Regions from separate parts of the Homo sapiens genome. Here region 2 is linked to region 1. Evidence: chromatin loops called from intact Hi-C (ENCODE). Cell type or tissue: A673. All regions are shown on one strand. Links, peaks and the distances in the headings refer to the core of each region. The heading gives the core; the rest is flanking DNA.

Evidence for each region. Hi-C counts contacts between places; a loop is a spot of excess contacts. Peaks named below come from ENCODE experiments on the same cell type or tissue, not always from the same donor. Only the 100,000 strongest peaks of a DNase experiment are listed, where the experiment ranks them.
Region 2: a loop joins it to region 1, with 3 times the contacts of the local background. A loop is called at or near these places in 14 of 110 quality-filtered maps.

What each region holds. Positions count from the first base shown.
Region 1 is chr5:149,833,056-149,844,534 of GRCh38, forward strand. It overlaps PPARGC1B (PPARG coactivator 1 beta), which reads left to right. Exons shown (of 12, transcript NM_133263.4): 5 at 1-723; 6 at 1,619-1,655; 7 at 2,246-2,310; 8 at 3,208-4,018; 9 at 6,986-7,061; 10 at 9,201-9,322. Among named protein-coding and RNA genes, the nearest start is that of MIR378A, 110 kb to the left of the region's middle. In A673, for the core only: a CTCF peak has its summit at 4,808 (motif pointing right); DNase peaks (open chromatin) are centred at 4,806 and 6,876; H3K4me3 peaks cover 2,504 bases; H3K27ac peaks cover 6,861 bases.
Region 2 is chr5:150,104,289-150,115,767 of GRCh38, forward strand. PDGFRB (platelet derived growth factor receptor beta) reads right to left here. Exons shown (of 23, transcript NM_002609.4): 23 at 9,551-11,479. The coding sequence ends at 11,475. It also overlaps a transcript of CSF1R not described here. Among named protein-coding and RNA genes, the nearest start is that of CSF1R, 23 kb to the left of the region's middle. RefSeq lists a silencer at 5,758-6,052, enhancers at 7,098-7,610, 8,321-9,070 and a promoter at 8,982-9,760. In A673, for the core only: no CTCF peak of the experiment used is centred there; a DNase peak (open chromatin) is centred at 5,163.

The DNA of each region.
Region 1 (11,479 bases), core at 1,397-9,396:
GGTCCCGGCACCACTCCAAAGCCTCCTGGGCTGAGTTCTCCATTCTGAGGGAACTTCTGGCTCAAGACGTGCTCTGTGATGTCAGCAAACCCTACCGTCTGGCCACGCCTGTTTATGCCTCCCTCACACCTCGGTCAAGGCCCAGGCCCCCCAAAGACAGTCAGGCCTCCCCTGGTCGCCCGTCCTCGGTGGAGGAGGTAAGGATCGCAGCTTCACCCAAGAGCACCGGGCCCAGACCAAGCCTGCGCCCACTGCGGCTGGAGGTGAAAAGGGAGGTCCGCCGGCCTGCCAGACTGCAGCAGCAGGAGGAGGAAGACGAGGAAGAAGAGGAGGAGGAAGAGGAAGAAGAAAAAGAGGAGGAGGAGGAGTGGGGCAGGAAAAGGCCAGGCCGAGGCCTGCCATGGACGAAGCTGGGGAGGAAGCTGGAGAGCTCTGTGTGCCCCGTGCGGCGTTCTCGGAGACTGAACCCTGAGCTGGGCCCCTGGCTGACATTTGCAGATGAGCCGCTGGTCCCCTCGGAGCCCCAAGGTGCTCTGCCCTCACTGTGCCTGGCTCCCAAGGCCTACGACGTAGAGCGGGAGCTGGGCAGCCCCACGGACGAGGACAGTGGCCAAGACCAGCAGCTCCTACGGGGACCCCAGATCCCTGCCCTGGAGAGCCCCTGTGAGAGTGGGTGTGGGGACATGGATGAGGACCCCAGCTGCCCGCAGCTCCCTCCCAGAGGTAGTCAGAGTTGGTGGTCTGCGAAGTGGGGGCAGGGATGGGGTGCAGCATGCCCCTCTGCACTGGGAGCCAGGAGCCCTGTGTTCAAGTCCCCGTCCCCCAACAAAGTGTTATATGGGTTTGGACAAGTCCCTTCCCCTCCCTGGCTTTCAGCTTTTCTTTGGGCTAGTTGGAGCAGATCTTCAGAAGAACACCTATGCATCTCTGAGTTTTTCATCTTGCATGGGCAAGGTGCCACTTAATGAATTAAGCAGGCAGTCAAAAAGTAAACAGAAAAGGAGGATAATTACAAAATTGCAATAGGTACTGTAAAGAAGACTCACTGGGGATGATGTGACAGAAGCGTAAGGCTATAAGTTCAGCTCCACAATGCAGCTAGAGTTTTAAATGCTGCTAATAGCAGTAATGATAACAACAGTTAGCCACTGTATACTTACCGTGCTGGCACTGGTCTCAGATGAACAGATTGTCCCTATTGAGTCCTCACAAGAAGGCTCTCTGGTAGGGACTGTCATCGTCTCCATTTTATGATACAGAAACTCAGGCACAGAGCTACTTAATGATGAGCCCTATGCAGGGCTGTCTGTCCAGAGCTCACAGCAGTGGGACTTAGAGTCAAGTTCTTCCTCACTGTGCTACACGTTTAGCCAGAAGGGGTCACTCTTGCACCTGTTTGTACTTTCTGCAAAATCAAGTCGCTCTCCCAGCTGAGACTAGGATGGAAGGTGGATTTGAGTTGTTCTGCCCTTCTCTAAAAGTGGCAGAGGTGTTTGGTCACCTGCCCAAAGGGCAGCTGTGCTTGGCACCAGTGGAGGCCTAGGGTCTCCTCCAGAGGGGAAACATCTGCTAGTGATACCATATTGGGGAATCTTATTTTTCTGTGTCTTCTTTTCAGACTCTCCCAGGTGCCTCATGCTGGCCTTGTCACAAAGGTAGATTTTTAGAAATTATTGGTGTATTGTTCCATGAGATTTTGTCTTGTTGGATGTGTGTGTTGGTGGTGATGGGGGATTCATCAGCGCCCACCCCTGGCCCCGGCCCCACACCCTGTGCCCTGATTGTCATCTGGGACCCTCAGGAGCTGGGCTCCTTTAGAAGGGAGTTGGTGTTTAGAAACTGACTTTTGCAGGCCAGAGGAAAGGCCTCAGGCCATTTCATAACCTGTCCTCTTGGGGGCCCTGAAAAGAGTTCTTTTCTGACAGTGCCCTGTGGCTTTCAGCAAGTCCGTTCCTCCTTCTGGGCCTCGGTTGCTCCCTCTATAAAATAAGGAGGCTGACAACACTTGTCCTCTATTTACCCTCCAGTGAACCTTGCCTGTGTCTCCTAAAAGAGCTGTGCAGCTTGAATTCCTCTAACAGCCGGGATGGGGTTTCCCCCAGAGCGAATGCATCTCAGGCTCCATTTCCATGGGCAGTGGAACCAGGGCCTGTCACAGCACTCCCTGCGACCCTTTCATGGGCGGGGAGGTGGATGCCTGCTGCTGACTTGCTTCTTTCCTTTCTGTCCTCCCTGCCTCCACCAGCGACCCAACTTTTGGCAAGAAGAGCTTTGAGCAGACCTTGACAGTGGAGCTCTGTGGCACAGCAGGTGAGCCAGGGGGCTTCCACTGGCAGGTGCCTTCAGGAAAACACCCGTGCATCTCTGAGTTTTTCATCATGCATGGGCAAGGTGCCACGCAATGAACGATGCGCAAGATGCCTGCCTTCACGGGGCTTATGTTATAGGCAGTCAAAAAGCAAACAGAAAAGGAAGATCATTACAAATTGCAATAGGTACCATAAAGAAGACTCACTGGGAATGAACCAGCATTACAGGCGTGAGCCACCGCACCCAGCCCAGGTGGGCAGTTTTATCTGCGGTGCCTGCCCCCTCTCCGTCATGGGAAACACCAGAGGCATATGAGAGGTATAGTTGGGAGGGTTTGTTGAACGATTGGACGTAGATCAGGAAGAGGTATTTGGATGACTGGGAGGTTCCAGCTGCCATTAGTAGGTCACAGAAGGGATGGCAAATGGATTTCATCACATGCCAACTCCAAAGAATTGGAGGATTCCCAGCCTACCTCCAGGCTCAGCCAGCAGTGCAGTGATCAGTTAGTGATGTCTGCCATCCACTGGGTTGGGGGAGTAAAGGCACTTGGCCATTTTATTGCCATCCCAAACTAGGGTCTTTTTTTTTTCTTTTTTTTTTTTTTTTTGAGACATAGTCTTACTATGTTGTCCAGGCTGGAGTGCAGTGGCACGATCTTGGCTCACTGCACCAACAAGCCTGTTTAATTTTTTTGTATTTTAGTAGAGACATGATTTCACCGTGTTGGCCAGGCTGGTCTCGAGCTCCTGGCCTCAAGTAATCCACCCACCTCACCCTCCCAAAATGTTGGGATTATAGGTGTGAGCTACCAGGCTTGGCCCCAAACTTAGGGTCTTAGTGTCCCTTGGAGAAGTGATCTGTCTTTATCTTACCTTTCTCCTCTTCCTCGGGCAGGACTCACCCCACCCACCACACCACCGTACAAGCCCACAGAGGAGGATCCCTTCAAACCAGACATCAAGCATAGTCTAGGCAAAGAAATAGCTCTCAGCCTCCCCTCCCCTGAGGGCCTCTCACTCAAGGCCACCCCAGGGGCTGCCCACAAGCTGCCAAAGAAGCACCCAGAGCGAAGTGAGCTCCTGTCCCACCTGCGACATGCCACAGCCCAGCCAGCCTCCCAGGCTGGCCAGAAGCGTCCCTTCTCCTGTTCCTTTGGAGACCATGACTACTGCCAGGTGCTCCGACCAGAAGGCGTCCTGCAAAGGAAGGTGCTGAGGTCCTGGGAGCCGTCTGGGGTTCACCTTGAGGACTGGCCCCAGCAGGGTGCCCCTTGGGCTGAGGCACAGGCCCCTGGCAGGGAGGAAGACAGAAGCTGTGATGCTGGCGCCCCACCCAAGGACAGCACGCTGCTGAGAGACCATGAGATCCGTGCCAGCCTCACCAAACACTTTGGGCTGCTGGAGACCGCCCTGGAGGAGGAAGACCTGGCCTCCTGCAAGAGCCCTGAGTATGACACTGTCTTTGAAGACAGCAGCAGCAGCAGCGGCGAGAGCAGCTTCCTCCCAGAGGAGGAAGAGGAAGAAGGGGAGGAGGAGGAGGAGGACGATGAAGAAGAGGACTCAGGGGTCAGCCCCACTTGCTCTGACCACTGCCCCTACCAGAGCCCACCAAGCAAGGCCAACCGGCAGCTCTGTTCCCGCAGCCGCTCAAGCTCTGGCTCTTCACCCTGCCACTCCTGGTCACCAGCCACTCGAAGGAACTTCAGGTATGAACAGGGGGCTGCAGGAGAGGCAGCGGGCAGTGGAGGATCCCAGTTCCCGGGGAGCCAGGAGCCCCAGGAGGGAGGATCCCTGGGAAGCTTGCTCTGAAACTGAGGCTGCATCTCCCAGTGTGGCCCATGTCTTGGTCAGGAGCCTTGAAGGTGGTCTTCTGGGGCAGTTGTGGGTGAGTTCTGGAGGCAGGCACAGCCTGGTCTGTGAAATCGAGAGTGTCCCAAACATCCTGGCCTCCAGAAAGAAAGAAAACCCACTCCTGGCTATTTGTGGGCTTACGTCTATAAAGGAACTTGTCCCTTATCCATTTGTACTTTTTGCTTTTATGTTTGTAAAATGGATAAGTTTTTGTGCAAACATACCTGCCCCAACAGTTTGAATTCTAGGGATGTTTATAAGTAAAAGAAAGATTAGTGTAATTCTAATCTGTGCTCTGGAAAATACCTGGACATAAAGCATTGATAAGGTTTCTGGGTCATGCTGAGTTGTGCTGTGGCTTTCACCAGTTGGCTGCCCCTCGAAGGGCTTTGACCTCAGTGGAGGGATGATGCCTCATGAGCCCGCTTGCTCGTATCATCCTCGCTCGCTGAACCAGACTGGAGAAGAAGCCAGTCCAAAAGTCAGCTGGGGAGCTGGGCAGAAAAAATGGAGGTTTGGCAGATTCAGAGGGTACTGGTTGCTCCTCTCTGATCACAGTGGGTCCTGATTCTCCCTGGGGAAGGCTTGAGGACAGTCAGTGTCATCATCCCCAGCCCTGTGTTGAGGTGAAGCTGAGTGGCCACTAGATGCTGCTCTTGGGCTAGAGCCCAGCTGCCGAATCCGCTGCAGGATTTGTTGCGCCTCCACTGGCCGGCCCACACCCGGGTGTCTGATCTGTAGGTCTGGGGTGGGGCAGGGGCAGGGGCAGGGGCAGGGATTGGCGTTTCCAACAAGTCCCCAGGTGATGATGATGACATTGCTAGAGTATCATACTCTGAGACCAGAATTTAGGTCTTGCGAAGATACCTCTTCTTCCCTTCTAAAGGGACTAGCAAAAAAAAATTTTTTTTTGTTAAATAAAATGTAAAAAGACTTCAGCTTTATGTTTATACATCTACAACAAGTGTTCTTAACTGTTTGAAAACCTGATTAAAGCAAAGGCCCATCTCCATATTAAAATGTGCATACACATCTAACTGGGCATTCAATTTTAGGGGGTTTGTGGGCTCCCCGCAAACTTGTTAAGAAGCCCTAAATTTTTTGTTCCTCAAAGTGAGGTCCGCAGCAATTTCTCCAGCAAGCCCTTACTGTAGAAGCTAGGATTCGTCAGTCACAGCTGCGTTCTGCCGACTTCGCTGAGCCTCTCTTTCTGGCTCCATTCTTTCCCGGGGGTAGCTTCTGCCCTACAGTGGTCCAATGTCAAAGGTTTGGCTTCAGCCTTGCTTTGCTGTGAGCTAAAGCACTCCATCTCCACATTAGGCAGTTGCCCAGGTTCTCTTCATGTTGAAATACATCCCCCAAGCTGGAGCTTCCCTGGTCTCCTTTCTCTCCTGCCCAGCTCAGAGGTGTTTGGGCTGGGCCTGCATTCATAGAATTGCCTGGGAAGAGTCGAGAACTTCTCTAGAAACCCCCATGGATTTTCCTTTTTCTCTTCTCACTTTTGGGCCAGGTTCAGGGCTGGCTTTTTCTGCTCACTACAGAAACTTAATTGGGTAACCTGGCTCCTGCTCAGCTACCTGGCTGAGCTCAGTACCTGGTAAACCTGGTAAGATACTAATCAGCCTTCTCCAGACCTGTACCAAACACTCAGCAACAGAAAGCACGTTAAGCTGGGTTAACAACACAAATCTTGAACTCCACGATACCTTCCAGGCACTCTCAGCTCTTCAGGTGGGGAAATTCTACCAATTCTGTTGCAAAAGGGATGATAATACAATAATTAGGTAACCCTTTAAAGTTGCAAGTAATTTCCCCTCCCATTATCCTACTAGAGCTTCACAGGTGCACCTGGAGGTATCTGCTGCTTATCCCCATTTTATAGATGAGGAAGCTGAGGCTCAAAGAGATTACATAGAAAAATAGAGCAAATATTTACGGAGCAGTTCCTGGGCTAAGCATTGACATGCACTTTTAAATTTAATCCTCACAAATGGCCAAGGGATGGACACAATTGGTTATCCCTATTTTATAGATGAAGAACTGAAGTTGAGAGGGCTTCTGTAACTGGCCCAAGGTCACCCAACAGGGAGGCGGTGGGGCCAAGCTTCAAACTCAAGCTGTCTGACTCACAAGCCTGTGTTCTTGTCCTCTGTGCTGTATTTGTCAGTGACTCAGACTGGATGAGTGAGGGCAGCGTGCAAGCAGGCAAGGAAGGCTGCAGGTGGGTGGCACCTGGGAGCCTGCTCGGGCTATGGGACTAATGAGCCTGATAGCTAGCCTGGAAGCATGGAGCTGCAATGGCCAGGGGCTGCTGCTTGGCTGAGGCATGAACCCAAAGGGAACAGTGGTTCTGGAATCAGAAGGACCTGCTTCTAACTTCTCTGCTTTCTGGCTTTAAGCAAATCCCATCTCAAACCTGAGCCTCAGATTTTTCATCTGGAAAATGGAGAAACATAAAACCTCATGGGGTTTAAAAAAAAATCAGGTCAAATAAGATAATAAAGCAAAAGGGCTTTTCTACCCCTAATGGCATAGAGAGGCAAGGCTCAGAATGGGGTGGGATTATAATGAGCAACACAGTGGTTCCCGGTGATCCAGTCCGGAAGCTGGCAGTAGGCATGTGTCCAGATGTTCAGGCCCACACACAGCCCTGGGCCGTCGTTGCAGAAGGGGAAGCTAGGTTTCTGCGGGAGGCAGTTCCAGCTGTGTGCCCTCGTGAACAAATCCTAAGGAAGCATCCCTTGCGTCCTGGAGCAGATCCGCCCCCACCCCCATGGTATCTCCCGAGAGTGAGTGCCTCTGCTTTGCTTGTTCACTGACAGATGTGAGAGCAGAGGGCCGTGTTCAGACAGAACGCCAAGCATCCGGCACGCCAGGAAGCGGCGGGAAAAGGCCATTGTAAGTGATCTGGGGGCCCAGAGCCTGGAGTGAATGGGAACGGACAGGAAGTGTGTGGGGGCTTCATGGACCAAAGCCTTTTGAGGCTGGCTGGTGAGCCCCTCAGTCTTCGGCCTCTGCCTGGGGAAGAAGGGACTATGGCAACAGCAGACAATGATATTTCTCTCATTTGAAGAGCACGAGGGTCACTAAAGGGCATCAAAGGTGGCACCATGCAAAGTTCAACCAAGAGACTGGCCATGAGTGTGCTGTTGGTGGTGATTTAGGGCTCAGCGTCAGGGGCCTTGAGAGAGCCAAGTGGGCGGGCTGTGGTAGTGGGGAGCAGAGCCAGGCTGGCCAGGTTACAAGTCAGCCCTGCCACCACCTTCTATGTGACCGTGGGCAGGTCCCCCAGCTACCCCGAGCCTCACTTTTCCTCATTTGTACGTAAGGGAGTTGGGCCTGTGCTTCCCAAGGCTTTCCCCAACTTGATCAGTGCCGAGAGACCAAGAGAGCCTGTCCCTTCCTCCCCACCCACCTCCCTAATGCCTTCCCAGAGTTAGTCCACAGGCCCTGGCCTTCTGCCTTTGCCTGGTGACCCTACTGCAAAGCTCCCCACAGAGAAAACACATCAGGGGCCTGGAGTGGGGAGCTGGAGCTGGCCAGCTAGGCTATGTCACTAGAAAGGAAGGAGGAAAGTAGGATGGAAACACAAAAAGACAAACAGACTCCTGCTGAGTCTCTCCCATGTGATGTGGCACTTCAGGGAGGAGGGGCACACAGGAGGTATGCATACCCTAGAGGTGCACAGCTGTCTGCACACAGGTCCTTAAAACCGTGGACTGTGCATGGAGCATCTTCTTGGAGTCTGGGTCTGGTCATTCAGCAGTTACAGGCCTAGCACAGTTCTGGGCGTTGGAGGACAGCAATGAACAAGAGGGATGAGGCCCCCCTTCTGGCTGAACAGAAGGGAGAGAGAGATAATAGACTCATAAACAAAGGAATAAACAATGTAATTACAGATTGGGATAAGCACTGTGAAATTAGTAATGTGCAATTAGTAACAATCTAAAGTAAACAGGACTGTTGAGGAAGATGTGTTTATGGGGTGGCCAGGGAAGGGCACCTTCAGGGAGCTGGGCCCTGATTGATGAAAAGGAGCAACCAAGCGAAGACTCAGGGGGACAAGTGTTTGGAGCAGTGGCAGAAAGGAGCTTTATGAATTCAAGAAGCTGCAAGGAGAGTGGGAGGAGGGGATTTCTCTGTTGAGCTGAGCTTGGACATCGTATGTTGTGGGATGTACAGTTCCCCTGACTGTTGACGACGGAGTCCTGTTTGTGGACCCGCCACCTGGGTTTTCTTCCTTGGCATGTGTAGTCCGTGGGTGGGATGGCTGGAGCATCACTGGCTATAACCTGTTTCCAGAGCAAGCCTGTCCAGGACAAGAAACTGTGTGTTTTTCCTATGGGAACACAGATTTCCAGGAACAAGCCTGCAGCTTCTCTCGCAGGTCAGAGTGATTTGTCCAATAGCAGTGGCTTCAACCAGATCAAATCACAGATCTGAGAGGAGGGGAAGGGGAGTTCCAGTCTGGACTTTCTCCCACCCCTTCCCTCTGCTAGGCTGTTCTGGGCACCCACTGGCATAGCATGGAACTCTCCTGAAGGTGACGCCTTGGTGACAGTGTCTATACTGTGGCTTCAGCCACTTTGCCCAGGCAAAACCAATATCCCTGATGCCCCCACCCCATTACCCTTCCTTCCAGCCCACTCTCACACTCACAATCAACCTGCCTCCTGTGCTTGCCCTACCCCAGCACCTCCCCTGCTCAGACTTGAAAGGTTAAGTCCAAAAGCTACTGAATATGCAGGCATATCAATGGTGATAAATCCCTCCCCCTTCCTAGCCCCAGTCTTTGCTCATTTCCTTCATGTAAGCAGTGGCTTCCTTGGAGGCCTCTTCCCTTCCAACACCCTCCCCTAACAAGGGCAGGTCCTCTGGGGTAGAGATTGGCATTGTCCTCTCTCTGACTCCAGCCGGTATTGCTCACTCAGCCAGGCATCATGGACTAGGACAAGGACTCCACGGGAGCCCACTCCCAGAGGGGCCCCAGGAAGCCAGGCAATGACGGAGTCTCTCTCTGTCCTCCTTCTTGGGCAGGGGGAAGGCCGCGTGGTGTACATTCAAAATCTCTCCAGCGACATGAGCTCCCGAGAGCTGAAGAGGCGCTTTGAAGTGTTTGGTGAGATTGAGGAGTGCGAGGTGCTGACAAGAAATAGGAGGTGAGTTGAACCAAGCCATGGCAAATGAAGGGAGCAGAGAGGGGCACTGGTCCTGATCCAGAATTGGGTACCAGAAGATGCCCAAGATTTGTGAAATGAATCTGACAAAATCCATAGCCTAGATGTGGAAAGCCAGGCCCATGAGAAGGACCAGAAATGGTAATGCAGTCAGTAATAGCAGCAAACACGTGCTGATGGTTTACGAAGTGCCAGGCAGTTTCCTTTCATTCTTTTATCTAAACTTCCCAGCACGCCAGGGACATAAGCACTCCTGGTCTTTCAATTGCTCTCCTTTCTGCAGGAGTTCAGACAAGTTAGCTGGGCAGCTAGTTGGTGGCAGAGCCAGAACCGGAGCCCATGTGTCTGCTTCAGGGCCTTTGGCCTGGAGATAGTGCGGGGCAGCAGCCCCTGGCAGCTTGAAGACTTGCACTGGGACTCCACTCTACCTCAGCCCTGTGCTTCCTCTGCAGCACCCTCCCTTCCTCTGCAGCAGCAAGTCCCAGGCCTTGGTTGGGTATGGCGGCTCACACTTGTAATCCCAGCATTTGGGGAGGCCAAGGCAGGCAGATCACTTGAGGTCAAGAGTTCAAGACCAGCCTGGCCAACATGGTGAAACCCCGTCTCTACTGAAAATTTAAAAATTTGCTGGGTGTGGTGGTGCACTCCTGTATTCCCAGCTACTCAGGAGGCTGAGGCAGGAGAATCCCTTGAACCCAGGAGGCAGAGGTTGCAGTGAGCCGAGATGGCGCCACTGCACTCCAGCCTGGGTGATAGAGCAAAAAATAAGAAAAGGCCCCAGGCCTTTTGTTCTACTAGGCAGCCCTGGTTTTTCGTCACTTACCTGGAGAAGCAGTGTTTTACCTATCAGGGGATCTGCAAAAAGAACAGGTTTCATATGAATGCACAATTTAGATGTCAAAACTTTGTCAGTTTTGAAATCTTTCTAAATTATCTCCTATTATATCGGCAAACTAAGGCAAACTAAGTTATTCGGGTTTTTACATTCTAATACAATAATAATAATAGAAAGCTTCAGCAAGAAAAGAGTTTCTGGTGTAAGAGTTATTATATACTTCTTGCCCATTAGGATGGCCACTATCAAAAAACCAGAAAATAAATACTGGCAAGGATGTGGAGAAACTGGAACTCTTGTATAGTGTTGGTGGGAATTTTAAATGATGCAGCCGATGTGGAAAACAGTATGGCAGTTCATCAGAAAATTAAACCTAGAACCCCCATCTGATCCAGCCATTCCACTTACGGGTATATATTCAGAAGAATTGAAAACAGGATCTCCAAGAGGTATTTGTTCACCCAAGCTCATAACGACATTATTTACAATAGCCAAGAGGTGAAACAATCCAAATGTCCCCCAACAGATGAACAGATAAACAAAATATGGTTTCTATACATAGAGTGGAATATTATGAAGCCTTAAAAAGGAAGGAAATTCTGACTCACGTCACCACATGGATGAACCTGACAACATTGTGCTGAGTAAAATAAGCCAGGCACAGAAAGACAAATACTGTATGATTTCACTTATATGCTATGTCTAAAGTAGTCTATTTCGTCGAAACAGAAAGAGTGATGGTTGCCAGGGGCTGCAGAGAGGAGGAATAAGGGAGGTGTTGTTTAATGGGCGTAGAGTTTCAGTTTGGCAAGGTGAAAGATTTCTGGAGCTTCGTTGCACAGCAATATGAGTATACTTAATACTGCCAAACTGTATGCTTAAAAATGGCAAAGATGGTAAATGTCCTGTTAAGTGTTTTTGCCAATTTTTTTAAAAAAGAACCATTATACAAATAGAACCATTTTAAGTTCTGTGCAGTTTTCAAGCTATCAAATGAAGATAGCATGCAAAAATAAAGCAGGCAAATTAATCTCTAAAGAGAAAGATCAGTCTGTTAAGATTTTAAAAAAACACACAGGATCTTTAAAAAAGAGTCTTGGACGTACTACCAATATTAGACATTAAAGAGGAAGAAGGGTCCGGGCATGGTGGCTCACGCCTGTAATCCCAACACTTTGGGACAGATTACTTGAGGCTAGGAGTTTGAGACCAACCCGGCCAACATGGTGAAACCCCGTCTCTACTAAAAATACAAAAAATTACCCGGGCGTGGTGGCACATGCCTGTAATCTCAGCTACTCAGG
Region 2 (11,479 bases), core at 1,979-9,978, 270 kb after region 1:
AGTAGTCCTGAGGGATGGCCTAGGCCACCTTGGCAGGACCTGTCTCTGTCCCCACGATCAAAGGATGCTGCTTGTCCTGTCATTTCTATCCATCCAGCTAATTCCTATAGCTCCTTCAGACTCGCTGCCTCCTGGAAGCCTCCCTGTTCCTGCCAGATGGGCAGGTATCCTTATTATGCATCCCAGGCCTTTTGGGCTCAACCGCATCCCAGCATTTTCCTTGCATGGCAGGCTTCAAAGGTTTATCAGGTGCTCACTATGTGAAAGGCAGCACGCCCAGTGCTCTTTGGAATTTTCTCATTGAATCCTCAACTCTAGAGGTAGGTGTGGTTATTATCCTTGTTTTACTGAAGAGCAAACCAAGGCTCAGAGAAGTTAAGTCACTTTCCCAAGATCACACAGCTGGTGAGGGCATTTCTGCCTCCTATGGTACAGGTATACCTGACCATTCTGATCCACTGATTTTAGATGTATGAAGAGTGAATGAATTAATGAATGAATGCTGTATGCCAAAGCCCCGTGAGTAGGAAGGTACTCTGTCCTCCTGGAAAAAATGGCATTTAGAGGCCTAATCCTTACTCTTTTGTTCATTTGTTCTTTTTTTTTTTGAGATGGAGTTTCATTCTGTCACCCAGGCTGGAGTGCAGTGGCGTGATCTCAGCTCACTGCAACCTCCACCTCCTGGGTTCAAGTGATTCTCTTGCCTCAGCCTCCTGAGTAGCTGGGACTATAGGCACCCACCACCACGCCCAGCTAATTTTTTAATATTTTTGACAGAGGCTGGGTGCAGTGGCTCACACCTATAATCCCAGCACTTTGGGAGGCCCAGGCAGGTGGATCACGAGATCAGGAGATGGAGACCAGCCTGGCTAACACAGTGAAACCCTGTCTCTCCTAAAAATACAAAACATCAGCCAGGCGTGGTGGCACGTGGCTGTAGTCCCAGCTGCTCAGGAGGCTGAGGCAGGAGAATCACTTGAACCCAGGAGGCGGAGGTTGCAGTGAGCCAACATTGTGCCACTGCACTCCAGCCTGGGTGACAGAGAGAGACTCTGTCTCAAAAAAAAAAAAAAAAATATATATATATATATATATATTTTTTTTTTTTTAATAGAGGCGGGGTTACCATGTTGGCGAGGCTGATCTCGAACTCCTGACCTCAAGTGATCTGCCCGTTTTGGCTTCCCAAAATGCTGGGGTTACAGGCGTGAGCCACTACACCTGGCCTCTTTTTTTTCTTTTTCCCTTTTTTTATAGGCAAGTCTCATTCTGTTGCCAGGCTAGAGTACAGTGTCAGAGTTACAGCTCACTGAAGCCTCAAACTCCTGGGCTCAAGCAATCCTCCTGCCTCAGCCTCCTGAGTAGTTAGGACTACAGGCACACACCGCCCACTTGACTAATTTTCTATTTCTTTTTGTTGAGACAGGGTCTCACTGTGTTGCTCCAGCTGGTCTCAAACTCCTCCTGGCATCAAGCGATCCTCCTGCCTTGGCTTCCCAAAGGGCTGAGATTACATGTGTGAGCCACCACACTGGACTCCCTAATATTTTCTGAGTGCTGTTTATGTGCCAGGCACCACAGCAGGCTCTTTCCATATTTATCTAATTTAGTGCTTTTAACACATGAGGCTGATTCTATTAATTACGCCATTTTGCCGATGAGGAAACCAAGGCTCAGAGAGGTTAGTTCACTTGCCCAAAGTCCCAGAGCCAGGGAATGACAGAGCTGAGACTGGAAGCAGGCAGCCTGGCTGCAGAGCCTACGCTAATGACCAGCACACTGCACAGGGCGATCCTGACCTCCCCCAGCAGTGGGTGTGCTGACCGCTAGTGGACACAGAGTGGGGAAGTGCCATGGGACTCAGTGGGGTAAGCCCTGACTGAGGAAGCCTTGGTGATGCTGCCGGGAAGGTGACAAACAAGAATCCCAGATTGACATTACCCCTTCCTGTGGCAGAGGAACTTTGAGAGGAGTTTGCATGACAGCCCAAGGATTAGGAAACTCTGAAGAAATGTGTGGGCCATGTCACACTTCACATACTGAGAGCCTAGTTTTCATCTCCCTGCCTGACTCCTGGACCCTGGAACCTCCAGACCCCAGGTCAAGGACAGCTTAGCCCCCACCCTCCTGCCCAGTTAACCCCAACTGCAGCCCATGCCCTGGGACCCAGGAGGTTCCCCACCAGAGAGTGGAGTGGGCCCAAGCTAGGAGCCAGGGACCCAGACAGAATAATGGCAATTTGGCAACTGGTTCCTCTTTGACCCTGGACCACAAAGGTTCGACCACACCTATCTCTAGGCCTGAGGATTGAGCTCTAGTGTCTGAATTGGAGTACTATGGGGTATTTGCTCCCATTACTATTGCAGCTCCATAGAGCAGATCAAGGCCATACCCTGTAGCAGGGCTTACAGGGGCCTTTGCAATCTGATCTCTGCCTCTTCTCTCTCCATCCACCCTCCCTGCTGTACTGAACACTTGCAGCTCCTGCATACACCCCCACACTCCTTCTTCCTGTTCCACATACTTCTGCTTCCACCTGGCCCATAAGCCTCCCTTTGCCTGACTGAGTCCCTGTCTTATAGTCTCTCGTGGCTCCCTGAGTTTCCTGGCACTTCTCGCTGTCAACAGAAGCACAGTTATGAGAGTGGTTATTGGTGTGATGTCATTCTGACCCCTTTGTTCTGCAGCAGGAGTTTCCTGGTAGGGCCAGTCTCCCTTCCGGTCTTCTTTATACCCTCTACACCTGGCCCTGCCTGGCAGATGAGTGCTCAGTCAATGCCAGATGCATGAAGAAATGTATAAACAATCCAATGAATGAATGAATAAATGAAGAGCAAGGAGAAGCTCTCCACCCTCCAAAAGCAATTTATTCAGCAAATGCTTCATGTGTCAGGCCTTGTTCTGGGCCCAGGAAGGCCAAGGCTCAGAGCACTTTCCTGCATGCAGGGACCTCACCGCCTGGTGGGAGGTAAGGCAAGTAGCTAAGTGGTGTTATACAGTGCAGCTGATAATATCTGACATCTATGGACATTAACATGATTTGTCATCCAATTTGGAACCTTTGAGACTGGAAGGGGTGCTATTAATAATTGCATTAACACAGGGGCATGAAGAAGGACTGTTCTGGTTGATCCATTGGGCACACTCTTCATGCCAGTCTCTGGACTGAGCTATTTGCACAGATCATCTCATTGATTCTCCCAGCCACCTTAGGGGAAAGCTGTAATTACTCCATGTTACAGATGAAGAAAGACAGGCTCAAAGATGGTAAGTAACCTGCCTGGAGTTAAACAGCTAAGTGGCAGAGCTGGGTTTTAAACCCTGGAACCCAGAGCCAGAGCCCACATGTTCAACCACTGTCTTTCATCAATGGCAGGGGCTCTCAGGAGGATCGAGGGTAAAGGGGAACAGCCTAGGCTTTGGAGCCAGATAGACCAGGAATTCATTCCCCACTCCTAACCACAGCCAGGTCCCCGGCCTTTCAAGGCCTTGTTTCTTCATTATGTAAAATGGGGAAGGGGCTATTGACTCAGATCCAGTGAGACAATAATGCAGGTGAAGGGCATGCAACAGATATTTCTCAATCACTGTCCCTGGCCCTGGGGACATGGTGGTGAACAGGTCAGCTGTGGTCCCTCCCTTCTGCAACTCACAGCCTATTGTCAGAGCCAGGAGAGGAACCAGGCCACTGGGGGAGTTGCAAGATGTCCTGGGATCACCGGAGAGAAGAGTCAAGGAAGGCCCTATCTGAGTTGAGAGGAAGTGAGAAGGGTGAGGAGTTGGGGGAGAGATACAGGGAGGAGGAAGGAATGTTCCAAGAAGGAGAAACAGCACAGTAAAGGCCTGGAGGCGTAAGAGTGCACAGGGTATGGGAGGCTAAGAATGCTGAACAGATGTGAGGGCCCATAAGAGGCACAGACAAAGGAATGCGAAGAGAAATCATTTTCAGCTGAAGAATGAGGAAAGCTTCTTGGAGAAAGTAGCTTTTGCTGGGCTGGAAGCTTGAGCAAGACTTTGACCTTCAGCTATAAAAGACTGGGCATTCTAGGTGGTGACGGTAGCACCAAAAAAAGGGGCAGAGGTCAGGAAGCTAGTGGCCCACACAAGGTGGATGGACCTTGGAGGGCAGATGTGGGAGAGGCAGTAGGAGAGGTTGGAATCAGATCAGGGAGGGCCTTAAAGATTCCATGAAGGAGTCTCGACTTTGCTGGGCCACGGGGAGCCACTGAAGATGTTTGAGCAAGGGAACACCAAGACCATCACTATGCTTCAGGAAGATCAAGAATGAAAAAGAAAAATTTTCAGATGTGGAAGCTTCCCTCTTGTCTCTTCAGAGGGGAAAAAAGGGACTTAGAATTCTGTGATTTTCCAGAAACTGTGTTACTTCCCCATGTTTGTGACTTTTCTAGTTCCTGCAGTGAAGACCCACAAAATCTAAAACCAGAGACTGTGGATCTGCAAAGGGGAGCTGGGCAAGGGCAGCCTGCTGTGAAGCCCTGCAGGAGAAGGCGAGGAGCCCTGAGCAGGTGGGGGGTGGGAGCTGCTGGAGAGGGCAGACCTGTATGCCAAGAACATGTGGGTGAGGGAAGAGCCAGCTGGGAGGGGGTGGTACAGGGAGACAGTTCGGCTTCTGTGATGTCCCCAGGTCCCTGCCCCAGGCCAATGGTCCCTCGCCAGACCCCTACACAGTGGTGGCAGATTTTCTTCCAAGCTGTGGGAAACTTTCATGGCCCAGAGCGGCCCCAGAACCCCATCCCAAGGAGAAGCCCGCCCCCCCCCCACCACCCAAGAAATTCCAGGAGCCACATTCTGTGTAGGCAGCTGGCCCCTGACCCCAGGGCTCAGCCTGCTGGCCACTCTGAGATCTGGAACTGGACCTAGACACCCCCGGGGAAGGTAGGAGCAGGGAGGCTGGAAGGCAAGAGCCTCCCTGCAGTGACTGTAGCCAAGCCACTTGATGGCTCTGAGCCTCAACCTCCTCATCTGGAGGCTCCTCTCACAGGCTAATCGTGAGGATCCGATGGGACCACTGGTAGGAGCACACCCTACACCATGAGGGACTGGGGCAGAGCAGGGCGGTGAGGGAAGGCTGGGTTTCCCGACGGGTGGGATGCCCTGTCTAGATGTGGGATGATGGATTAGTAGAGCTGCAGCAGCACTGAATGGCACTGTGGGAAGCTTCCTGCCTTGCCAAGTCCTCTGGGTGTTTCTGGTTATGCCAAGGAGAATGTTTCAGCTTGGCGCATTTCTGTCTTCAACTCTTCTCTGTCACCCACTTATGACTTTTCTCAATAAACCAAAGAGGGTCCATACTTCCTCCACCAGTCCAGAGTACTTAGCTAGAATTAAATAACGTTGTTTCTGTTGTTTGTATGTTTGATTTTCTCAGCCGCCCAGGGCACTATATGTACTTAAAAGGGAATTTTTAGACTTCAGTGACATTTTAAATGTTTATTCTCTTTACTCAACAACTCAATGTCTAGGAATTTATGCTATGGAAACAAATACTTAAATATGCAAAAACAAACATATTTTATAAATAATGGCCATTGTAGCATAACTTATAACTCTAAAAAATGGGAAATAGTCCAAATGCCCCTCAGTAGGAGATTGGTGTTAAATATAGTGAACCCCAAGTTTCTCTTCAAAGAATCAGTATGTCAATATGTTCAGCTCTCTTATTCTTTGATTCTCCATTTTAAAGTTTAACTTCCTGGATCTCTTCGCCCCCTTGCTTCTGGTTTCAGTAAACAACTTTCCCACCAGTCCTAATCAGTTCACATCTGTTCCCCTGGTCACCTGCTTTGACCTGAGTCACCTGCTCCATCCTGACTCATCCTGAGCCACCTGTTCGTATCCACCTTTCCCACCAAACTACTCACCCCGGCACTCCAGCTCATGCTCCTGCTCTTTTTTTTCAAATAGCCAATTGGAATTAGCTTAGACTATGCGGTCCAACCCTAGCCAATAGGGGAACAATGCAGCAGTAGAGGCTGCCTGTGTCAGGAATAAGAACCTCTTCCCCTCCCCTGTCAAGGTGTGCTCTCGCCATTGTTCCATCTGCCAGGAGCACCCTCTCTGCAGAAAGTAAAAATTGCCTTGCTGAGGAAATTAAATTTATGTTCGAGTGCTATTTCTTTGTGGCACTGGGGAACAAGCATTTTGCATTTCTGACATTGGTTAAATAATGTCTGGCACAGGCTTGCTTTTAAACTATGTGCATCTCTCAAAATGAATGCATTAATATCTGTATTTCCCATGGACCTATGAGTATGCCCATGATATATTGTTAAGTGAAAAACAAAAAGTTGCACAATGACAAATGGGAGTTTTGTTGAAGATTATAGCTATATTCTATGTAGATAGGTACAGATACAAATATTAGTATGGATATAAAGAAAACAACTTTGAAAAATATAACTAAACTATTTATAGTGAGAGGCAGAATTTCAACAAGATAAATTTGTACCACAGAGTTGCTGAATAAAGAGAATAAAGATTTAAAATGTTACTGCATTTAACATATAAAAATACTCAAAGAAGACCTTCTCTTTCTATATTATGTATTTTGGTAATGGATTTTTAAATACAGGCATATATGACATAAATACTTGTATCAAGTAGTTTTTTTTTTTTTGTCAGATCACAGGACCTTATTAAGATGGAATCACTGCTAATTACATAGAAGCCACTTGCCTAAGCCAGAATCCATGAGGTTCACGTGAAGTTATAGTTGCACAAATTAGAAACAAAAGGCATATTCAAAGACAGAAGGAAATATCCTGATGCCCATTAAAAATAATTTTTAATTGCAAAACCGAACATTATAACTAAAATAAAAGGGGCCTGTTAGAGACGGTGCCCTGATTCAAAGAAGAAGGGACGTGAATGGGAGCTGTGAGACCCTCATCAGCTGCAGGTCAGGGCCCCGGCAGAAATAGCTCCTTTCAGTCTTTCCCTCTTTTTCCAGGAACAAGAACCCCGGCCGTGAGTGGGGTGGCGGAAGAATTGTGCAGTCCAAGTGGCTCATCTGTCTGGGAGGAAAATCCCAGCTCACCCGTCTTCCCTGGGCCCGCCTGAGGGGAGAGACTGGGAGGCAGGAGCCCAGCAGGGGCTGACCTGTGGTTACCCCAGACCCTGCCTGCCCTCTGCACAGGGGCCTGAGAGGCCCAAGCCCTCCCACAAATGAGTTTTTATTATTTTTCTCTAGCTCTCAGATGATGTTAGCTTTCCTTTCTCATCCAGTCCTTTCCTATCCTTTCTCTTGGGGAAACACAGTACCAGAAGGTCTGGAGACAGAAGATAGGAGTTTTGTCGCAGGCTTCCCCAGTCCCTAGCTCTGCAAATTTGGGTGGGTGCTTTACCTCCCTGAGTGCTGACTTGGGAGTCAGTCTGACCTGGGCTCCTCTCCCATCCCTGCCACACTGACCAGATGATCTTGGGCAAGTCACTTCAAAACCTCCCTGAATGCACATTTGATTTGGTTTGAATGCAAATCAAAATTGTGAAAATAAAATAAAATTTCAGGAGCTCCCCAATTCATTATGCCAATGGGAAAAGTTAAGCCCTGGAAACTGAGTCACATCACAGGACTGCTCTCTGACCATTGCCTCTTGATTTTTGTGTTGAGAATGTTATACTTTAACCGGGCTCCCCATTCTTTATTCAAACCTGGACTAAATGACACGCTGGTGATCATTACCTCTTTACAAATGAGTGTTAAGCAGCCCCCTTAAAGTGTAGTCAATAGTAGCCAATCAAATCTTGTAGCTCTACGTTAACCTTTGTATGGAAAATGTAATTGTGTTACCCACCCGTTTCTGGCTATATAAACCATCCTCACCTTGCCCCACACAGGGAAGCACTGATCACCATTCTCTGGTTTTCCTGTTTCCTGACGACTACCCTCACACTTTGCCCTTGAATAAACTTCTTTAACTAGAAAAACAAAAACAAACAAAACAACAACAGCTTGGACTGGTGTCTCATCTGTAACATGGGATAATAGTAGGACTCAGGTCACTGGGCTTTTGGGAGGGTAAAATGAGCTAATGTGTGTGAAGCAACCAGACAGCCCTGGGGCATAGTAACTGTTGGATAGTGGTAGTCAGATTTTTATCAACCTTTGTCTTAGTGTGGCATCTAGCTCCATTTATCCCTGGGGAAACTGAGGCCTGATGTGGTGTAATCCACTCAAGTTCCCATAAGGAGCAGGCCTGAGACACAGGGAGCTGAGATCTTCTGACCTCCAGACAGAGGCTTTTGCACCAGCAAAGATAATCCCTGTCTGGAATGTGGGCTAGTTATTTTCTTTACAAGGCAGATCCGGGTATCACCTCATTCAACTCCTGCCACAGCTAGAAGAGAAGTCACAGGCTCTGGGTGTTTTCTGAAGCCAGGATCCCTGGGATGGTGGGCTTTGTATGGCCAGGCCTTATAGCCGTCGGGTATTTTCCCTGGTGTGGCTCAGCTGCCCCTGAGTTGGCGGCTGGGCCTGTGAGTCAGAGCTGTCCCATGGCTCCATTCTTTTCCCCACTTGAAGCCACAGCCCCAGACTCCTGGAGGCAGTCCAGGGAGGCCTGTGGTTCCAAAATGAGGTCCTTCCCGCACCCACTCAAATGAAGATGCCGTTTCCCCAGCTCAGAGAGAGCAAGGGAGGGGCTAAGGACACACAGTGATGGATCTGAGGCTGACATCTGGTCCACCTCAAGTGAGCCAAGTACAGGACTCTGGGCCCAGGTGGGAGGGCCCTAGCACTCTGTCCCCTGCCCCCAGCAACCCTATTGCCCCTGGCCCTGTGTTGCTGCCGGGGTCCCACAGGCCTGGGCTCGGCAGGAGAGCCTATGACTCATGCCGGCCCCACAACCCCTGAGATGCTGCAGCCGTGAGGGGTCTGGGTCCTGCCAGGTCTACACCTCTCTGCCCTCAAAGCCACAGCCTGGTCGCCACCCTATTCCCTCCCCTGTCCTTACCCTGGCCGCAGTTCCCTCCGCTTCCTCTCTTCCTCTTCCTCTTCCTCTTCTCTCTTCTCCACCTTCTCCTCACTTCGTGCTCTCACGCTTTTGGACACTCTGTCTGCCCTTCTCCTACCTGGGGCCTGATCATGACTCACCTGGACCTGGAATCTGGGCTCTAGCAGCTGCCTGTCACAGAGCACGCCGGCCTCAATCCGGGCCTGTGGGCGGAGTGGAGGGGAGGGTGTCCCAGCTGATAGCCAAAGCCAAAGCACATGGTGGAGGCAGTGAGACGCCTCAGCACCAGAGCCTTGGAGCAGCCCTGCAGCCCCACACCCTCCTGCCCGACTCAAGGCCAGGCTCTGTGGAGCCAGAAAAGCCTGCTCGCTTCCCACCTTGGGAAACCAAGCCCAAGGTCTAGGCCCCCCAGCTTCCAGCGAGGGGTGGGAGAGCGAAAATCCCCACTTTACAGATGAATGAAATGAGACTCAGAGCTGAAGGGACCTGTCTGGGGGTCTGCGTCTGGGTGAGCCTCATGTGCCCCACTCCACACTCCCTATGGGCAGGAACCCAAACCCGAGAGAGACCACAAAGTCTGTGAGTGAGAAGCACCAGGTTTAATATTAAAATCTTTCCCTTAAAAAAAAGTACACAGATAGAAAAACTCAACAGCATACAAAATAGCATTTCTGCTGTATAAATGTGAGTTAACGTGAGTCCTAAAAATATTTGTAAACCTAGGTGATTATATCTTTGGTACCGTATTGAGAACCCACTCTCCCTCCTTGGACCAACTCTGGGGATCCCAGGGAAGTAAGGTGCCAACCTGCAATGCAGGGTTGGTGCCCAGAGGGGTTGAGCTTCCTGCACCCCCTTCCCAACCCTCCCCGTGCGGGGGCGTCTTGGCTACAACCCTGACTCCCCTGGCACCTCCAATGCCCACTGGGCTGGGGACAATGAGATGTCACTGCTAGGTCTGGGCAGTGACAAAACCATACCCCCATGGAGCGCTGCCTCAGGGATGGGGCAGCTGGTGGGTGAGGGGCAAACCTCCAAAGCGCCCACCTCTCACATCCTTCTTGGGGTACCCATCTGAAGCTTCTTGTCTTTTACAAGACATAACTGTCCTCACTGTCCATTCTGTCTTCGACGCAGACCTCGGCACAGGTGCTGGAGTGGTGGGCTGCAGGAGGTGATCTCATTTGCCCTCTTTGTCCCTTTTGCCCAGGATACCCCCGGAGGTCATCGTGGGTAGTGAAAGAGGTCCCGTGGTCTTCCCATGTCCCTGGGGCAGCTGCTGGGGGCTTTCCAGGACACCGGCTGTCACTCTAAGTCAAGGCCTGTGCAGCTGTGTTCTTGAGACTTGCTGGGGGCCTGGGGAAGGGGCATGGTTCCTGAGTCCCCAGAGTGTGATGTGTGATCTGGAATCTCCCAGGAGCCCAGCTGACCCCCAGGATGGAAGTTTAGGGTATATGGCCTTGCTTCATCTGGACAAATGTGCAACCACCTGGAATACTCTAGAATGTTAGTGCTGGCAAGGCACTCAGAGTTAATAAGTCCGACTTATTCATTTTTTGAAGGGGAAACTGAGGCCCAGAGAGGGTGAGGGATTCCTCCAAAGCCTCATAGCAGGTCCAATGCAGAGCCAGGGCCATATACTGGCACACACACGTGGCCACTCCACACTGGCACATTTACATTCTCATCACAGATGCGGGGCCCGTCTGGCCTTCTAGACTCTGGTGGATGGATTAAGACTGAGGGTGATAAAGAAAAAGCCCCAGGACTGATGGGCCTGAAGGACAGGGACACAGGCACTTGCTATGGCTGCGTGTGCTCCAAGTGCCCTGGGCAAGGGCTGCAGGCTGGGGGTGTCCTGTACTTGGCTCAGCCTCCAGCATTAATTAGGCTGCCTAATGGCCCCAGACCAGCTCGGGCCAGGGAACGCAGGGACTGGCATCATAGGGAGGAGACTGGCTTTCTTCTGGATGAGGCAACACTGCTCAAGGCTAGGCCCTAGCTCAGCCAGCAGCCAGGGAGGCTAGGGTCTCTTCCCTAGCTCCTGGGTGGATAAAAGTGCGAGGAGAGAGCTATGATTCCTTGAGGGGTAGCTGGCTGAACAGAAAAAAGTTAATTTACCACCTCAGTAACTCCAAGAATCTTCCCAGGGAGGGATTCGGTCTCCCCACCTGTCAGCCAGGGAGAGAATCCTAGATTCTGGGTCATCAAGCCTAACTTTCCCATTTTACATATGGGAAAACTGAGTTCCCTGGGGGAACCCTGGCTCAGAGTCAGTTGGCCTCCCTGGAGGCAGAGGGCTGGTCACGGCCCCTGCAGTTTTCTTGCCTCCTAAGCCAGCCCCAGGGTTTGGGGCACAACACGTCAGGAGCAGAAAGCTTCCAGAAGGGGACAGCTGATAAGGGCAGCCTGGCTGACAGGAAGCCCGGTCAGGCCAGGCCAGGAGATGCTGGGTGCTGGCAGGGGGGGAGCTTCAGGCAGGGCAGGGTAGGGGCCAGCCCCCTACA